Regions from separate parts of the Homo sapiens genome. Here region 2 is linked to region 1. The links are chromatin contacts, found by Hi-C or POLR2A ChIA-PET in ENCODE. All regions are on one chromosome and are shown on one strand. Each heading gives the region's core, a stretch centred on a gene start or an enhancer-like site at or near the end of the contact. The rest is flanking DNA. Distances are from core to core; before and after follow the strand shown. Region 1 overlaps SYNE2 (spectrin repeat containing nuclear envelope protein 2). Region 2 overlaps SYNE2 (spectrin repeat containing nuclear envelope protein 2).

Evidence for each region. Hi-C counts contacts between places; a loop is a spot of excess contacts on that map. ChIA-PET counts read pairs that join two places held with the same protein, here RNA polymerase II (POLR2A). Pooled maps may share reads with other maps.
Region 2: a loop to region 1 is called in a map of ascending aorta, with 10 times the contacts of the local background. The contact joins two enhancer-like sites. A Hi-C loop is called at or near these places in 10 of 168 maps with a recorded cell type or tissue (MCF 10A, PC-3, aorta and 5 more), 2 of 37 single-sample maps with no recorded cell type and 13 of 50 pooled maps. POLR2A ChIA-PET finds 5 or more read pairs at or near these places in 4 of 52 experiments (AG04450, MCF 10A, OCI-LY7 and 1 more).

Annotation. Positions count from the first base shown.
Region 1 is chr14:64,116,939-64,119,638 of GRCh38, forward strand. SYNE2 (spectrin repeat containing nuclear envelope protein 2) reads left to right here. Exons shown (of 116, transcript NM_182914.3): 67 at 2,489-2,671. Among named protein-coding and RNA genes, the nearest start is that of MIR548H1, 23 kb to the left of the region's middle. Within about 2 kb of position 1,278, at least 13 of the 41 ENCODE cell types and tissues checked have a DNase peak (open chromatin) inside an H3K27ac peak, as active enhancers do; they include ascending aorta and gastrocnemius medialis, where a contact is called at or near this core.
Region 2 is chr14:64,081,515-64,084,214 of GRCh38, forward strand. It overlaps SYNE2 (spectrin repeat containing nuclear envelope protein 2), which reads left to right. Exons shown (of 116, transcript NM_182914.3): 57 at 1-66. Among named protein-coding and RNA genes, the nearest start is that of MIR548H1, 12 kb to the right of the region's middle. Within about 2 kb of position 1,382, at least 6 of the 41 ENCODE cell types and tissues checked have a DNase peak (open chromatin) inside an H3K27ac peak, as active enhancers do; they include ascending aorta and gastrocnemius medialis, where a contact is called at or near this core.

The DNA of each region.
Region 1 (2,700 bases), core at 28-2,527:
TAAAATTATGCTACATTTTGTTTATAGCCACTGTACAGTCTATGGGTACATATTGTTTAAACTTAGAAGAATCTATAGAGGACATAAGTAGAGTAGTCCCACCTTTGTCTGTGGGGGTTGTGTTACAAGACCCCCAATGGATGCCTGAAACCGTGGATAGTACCAAACTCTGTGTGTATTATGTTTTTTCGATCTGACAACTGAGATGGCTACAGAGTGAGTATCCCTTATCCCCAAATGCTTGGAACTAGAAGTATTTTGCATTTGGTTTTTTGGGAGGGATTTTGGAATATTTGCAAATACATAATGAGATATCTTAGAGAGAGGACCCAAGTCTAAACACTAAATTAATTAATTAATTTCTTTATTTATATTAGAGTTAACAGGGTCTTGCTCTGTTACCCAGGCTGGAGTGCAGTAGCATGATCATGGCTCACTGCAGCCTTGACCTGACGGGCTCAGGCAATCCTCCTGCCCCAGTCTCCGGAATAGCTGGGACTACAGGCGTACACCACCATGCCTGGCTAATTTTATTTTTTGTAGACTCAGGGTCTCACTGTGTTGCCCAGGCTGGTCTCAAACTCCTGGCCTCAAGTGAGCCTCCTGCCTCAGCCTCCCGAAGTGCTGGGATTACAGGTATGAGCCACCATGCTAGGCCTCAATTTATGTTTTATCTATACCTCATATACATATCCTGAAGGTTATTTTATATAATAACTTTAATAATTTTATACATGAAACAGAGTTCAACTGTGACCCATCACATGAGGTTGGGTGTGGAATTTTCCACTTCTGGCATGGTGCATAAAAAGTTTCAGGTTTTGGAGCATTTTGGGATTTTGGATTTTCAGATTAGGTATACTCAACCTCTACTAAGTAACTAATGAGCCGAGTGCTGGAGTATGAATATGCTGGACAAAGGGATGATTCACATCCTGGGCGGGATGGAGCAGGATGGTGTGCAATTTTATCACGCTACTCAGGTGGTGCAAAATTTAAAATGTATGAATTATTTATTTCTGGAATTTTCCATTTAATATTTTTGAGCCCTGATTGACTGCAGGTAACTGAAACCACAGAAAGTAAAAGCATAGATAAAGGGGCCTGTTACAGCTTGCTTGGATGAAGGAGTTATAGGATAAATTATTTGCAATTTTGTTTTAAGAATAGAGTTCGTCCTTAAGGAAAATTTTTAATTCCTTAAATTCGCTCAATGAATGGAACTTGTTCTTAGTCACGCACCGAGTTTTAGTACAAATGATCATGGTGCTGGAATGTGAGTTTGTCTGTTGCTGCTGACGTGAGTGCCCAGCCAGCTGGCATGACCGAGCAGGCTGCTGAGCCCCAGGAGAGGGCAAACTTGATCTGTTGAGCAGGAATACAATGACCGAGACTTACTGGGAAACTTACTTCATCCAGCTGATATATTTTTAGATTTGTGTGAATTGGCCGGTTGTATCAATAACTAAATATTTCAGGTTCCAAATTATTTCTTCTATGGTGTTGTGAGAGTTTGGAGGCTTATTTGTCTTGAGAAAGAGAAGGAAAAGAGCAAGGGAAATAATTTTCAAACAGTTACGTGGAATTCTTTTTTAAATTCCTACTCCACACTTGGATTGCAACATAAAAGATTAGGAAGGTAGGCGAGGCATGGTGGTTCATGCCTGTAATCCCAGCACTTTGGGAGGCCTAGGTGGGCAGATCACGAGGTCAGGAGTTTGAGACCAGCCTGGCCAAAATGGCGAAACGCCATCTCTACTAAAAATACAAAAATTAGCTGGGCGTGGTGGCGCACTCTTGTAATCCCAGCTACTCGGGAGGCTGAGGCAGGAGAATTACTTGAACCTGGGAGGTGGAGGTTGCAGTGAGCCGAGATCACACCACTGCACTCTATCCTGGGCAACAGAGTGAGACTCCGTCTCAGAAAAAAAAAAAAAAAAAGATTAGGAAGGTAGGGGGAAAATAAGAATATCTGCACTTTTTAAGCACAGATGTATCAAGCACTGGCCAAAGTACATGGATTTAATTCATTCACTCCTGATAATGACCTTAGGAGGTGAGTTCGGTTATTATCTTCATTTTACAGACTACTAGAGGCACACTCCTCTAAAGTAAGGTGCCTGTGTTTACACATCTACTAAGTGGTAGGACTGGGATCTGAAACCAGATAGTCTAGTTCCAAGATCTGTGTTCTTAACCACTATCCTCTGCTGGATACATTCTGCTATGTTTTGTAAGGCGACTATAGAGTCATTTACTTAAATTATTTTACAGAGTGACATGTGTAATTGGGATTGGTTTGGTTGCATCCCTACTGAAAAGTACAAGAATTCTGTGGAAGTTTTTGTTTTTCCAGGGTTTCTTCCATCCTGTGTTTCTGGGACTTCTTGTATACACTTAAGTAAAAAGAGTAAGTCTTAACTTGTTTGCAGGCACAATACTTCTTCAAGAACAACATTATGAATAATTAAATGCTTTTATTTCCTAGGCTATGCTAACAGAGATTGAGCACAAGGTTGCCTTTCTGTTAGAGACTTGCAAAGATCAGGGCCTGGGAGATAATGGAGCCACTCAACATGAGGCTGAAGCGCTTTCCCTGAAACTGAAAACAGTGAAGTGCAATTTAGAAAAAGTCCAGATGATGCTTCAGGAGAAGCACAGTGAAGATCAGGTAAAAAATGACTATCTATGGACATTCAT
Region 2 (2,700 bases), core at 132-2,631, 35 kb before region 1:
TTGCTGGCCAATCCTGCTGACTATGACTCTTTGAGGACACTGAGTCACCATGCTAGCACTGTGCAGGTAAGTGTTCTTCCAGGTTTTCTGCCACTCATAGCATCTACATAAAGATTCGTGGCTTAGCTGATTGTCTTGGTGCTTTTTTCCTCCTTTCCTGAAATACAACCTTACCGCTAACCATGTCAGTGGCAGAAGGAAGCTTGAGAGAGTGGCAAGCAGTAGACATGGATTTTGGAGACCAGGATTCAGCTCTTACTGTCCTGATAACTACTTTATGACTTTTTGGATAATTTAGTATATCTTCTATGGACCTCAGTTTCTCCCCATGAAATAAGAATGTGGGCGGATCACAAGGTTAGGAGATCGAGACCATCCTGGCTAACACGGTGAAACCCTGTCTCTACTAAAAATACAAAAAATTAGCTGGGCACGGTGGCGGGCGCCTGTAGTCCCAGCTACTCGGGAGGCTGAGGCAGGAGAATGGCGTGAACCCAGGAGGCGGAGCTTGCAGTGAGCCGAGATCGCACCACTGCACTCCAGCCTGGGCGACAAAGCAAGACTCCGTCTCAAAAAAAAAAAAGAATGTGCATAGGATAGTGCTGATGGTTTTGGTTGTTAGAATTCTAAGATGCCCCCCAATATTCCCATCCTCTGGTGTATATGACCTGAAAGAATAATACTTGAATGTGGGCAGGAATATGAATATGATGGGATAGTCCCTTCATTGACTAGGTTACGTTATATGATTAAGGTAATGGGGTAGTCACTCCCATAAGTACTTGATTAACATGATTATAAGGCTCTCTAATATGGGATTTTGGGATTTGGAATGCTCCACCGGTAAGTATAATACTTACATTCCAAAATTTGAAAAAGTCCAAAATCTGAAATGCTTCTGGTCTCAAGCATTTCAGATAAGGGCTACTCAGCCTGCAGCAGAGTGCAGAGAGATTCTTCTTGAGAAAGCGGCTATATTGTCAGAGGGCCATGGAGCTAGGGCCCAAAGGCTTTTTCTAGAAGCTGAGAGTCAATGAGAGCCAGCAAGGAAACAGGGAACCCAGTCCTACAGCTGAATTTTGCCAACAACCTGAATGATCTTCAAAGAGAACCCCAAGCTCCAGATGGCACCGGACTGCATCCTTGTGGCTCCCTGTAAGGAGGACTCACCTCAGCTATGCCTGGACTCCTTACCCTTGGACACTGTGAGATAACTTTGTTTTGTTTTAAGCCATTAAGTTTGTGGTAATTAGTTACACAGCAATAGAAAACGAACCCATGGTTCCTTCCACTTCTAACACACCATGATTCCAAATTTCCTGTCCTTGCTGGTACTCCACACATGCCCCACGTGTCCATGCTGGCTTACAAAGTCAAAACAAATGAAAGTGTTTTCCCACTTGAGGCCTCGGCTGCAAAACATCTTCCGGATGCTGAGTACTAGGGAAGTTGCATTGCGCAGGTGTGTTTCCCTTCTCTTATTCTGCCATGAGAAGGAATCCCTTAGAGAAAAGCTTATTTGGTAACAGTGTTTACAGAATCAGACTTCCAAGGTGATTCAGCTCCTTTTTTTATCTTTGGAATGGCACAGTGTGTTCCTAAGTGAGCTGCTGACCTCAGACCTCCCTGACGTTTGAGAATCGTTGGCATATTTTTTTCTTACGGTAACAGTTGTAAAGATGCTGCATTTCTACCCATTTTTTTTTCTTTTCTTCCCCTTGCTTGTGATTTTTTTTGCCTTCCCCCACTTGGATTAACTTTCCACATCCCCAAAGTTTGTCATTTTTAAACTCTTTATCACCTCCCTGATTCACTATTTTTGAGGACTTTACCAAGACAAGAGAGAGGAATGATGCTTTTTTTTTTTCCTTCAAATGCTTATTATGAGTTAAAAAAAAAAACTGTACAAAAGTGAGCTCAGGCAAAAGCAGCTGGGATTTTGCTACCTTCTACTGATACACATGTAAAAATGTAAAAGCATCTCTCAAACTTCAGGACATTCTAAATTGCTAGACTTTCTTTCTGAGCTAGAACTGAGGAAAGGAAGTAGGGACAAGGAAGGCTCGGGTTTATTTCTATGTGTCCCGATGTGTCCTAATCTCCTCCTGGGAAGTAAGTCCCAAATAACTAGTCCTATGTGAAATCCTCATTTGTGCAATAATCTTACTTTTAGGATGCCCTTTTCCATTTTCTAGCATATTCAGGTATTAGTTTTTATATTGACTTTTAAAGAAGTGTCAGAACTCTCAACTAAGCTTTAAATGTTTGTTTTAATTGCACTATACCCTTCTACCTGGATTGCATTTGTTAAAACAGGTCTTTGTAACCTAAAGATAATTCCACAAATACTACTGTTGTAAGAATAACTGAAACATACATTCATAAAATGACATTATAAAAATAGAAAACTAATTTTTTTTTTTTTTTGAGACGGAGTTTCACTCTTTTTGCCCAGCCTGGAGTGCAATGGTGCGATCTTGGCTCACCGCAACCTCCACCTCCCAGGTTCAAGTGATTCTTCTGCCTCAGCTTCCCCAGTAGCTGAGATTACAGGCGTGTGCCACCACGCTGACCTTATTTTGTATTTTTAGTAGAGACAGGATTTCACCATGTTGGCCAGGCTGGTCTTGAACTCCTGACCTCAGCTGATCTGCCCACCTCGACCTCCCAAAGTGCTGGGAGTACAGGCGTGAGCCACCA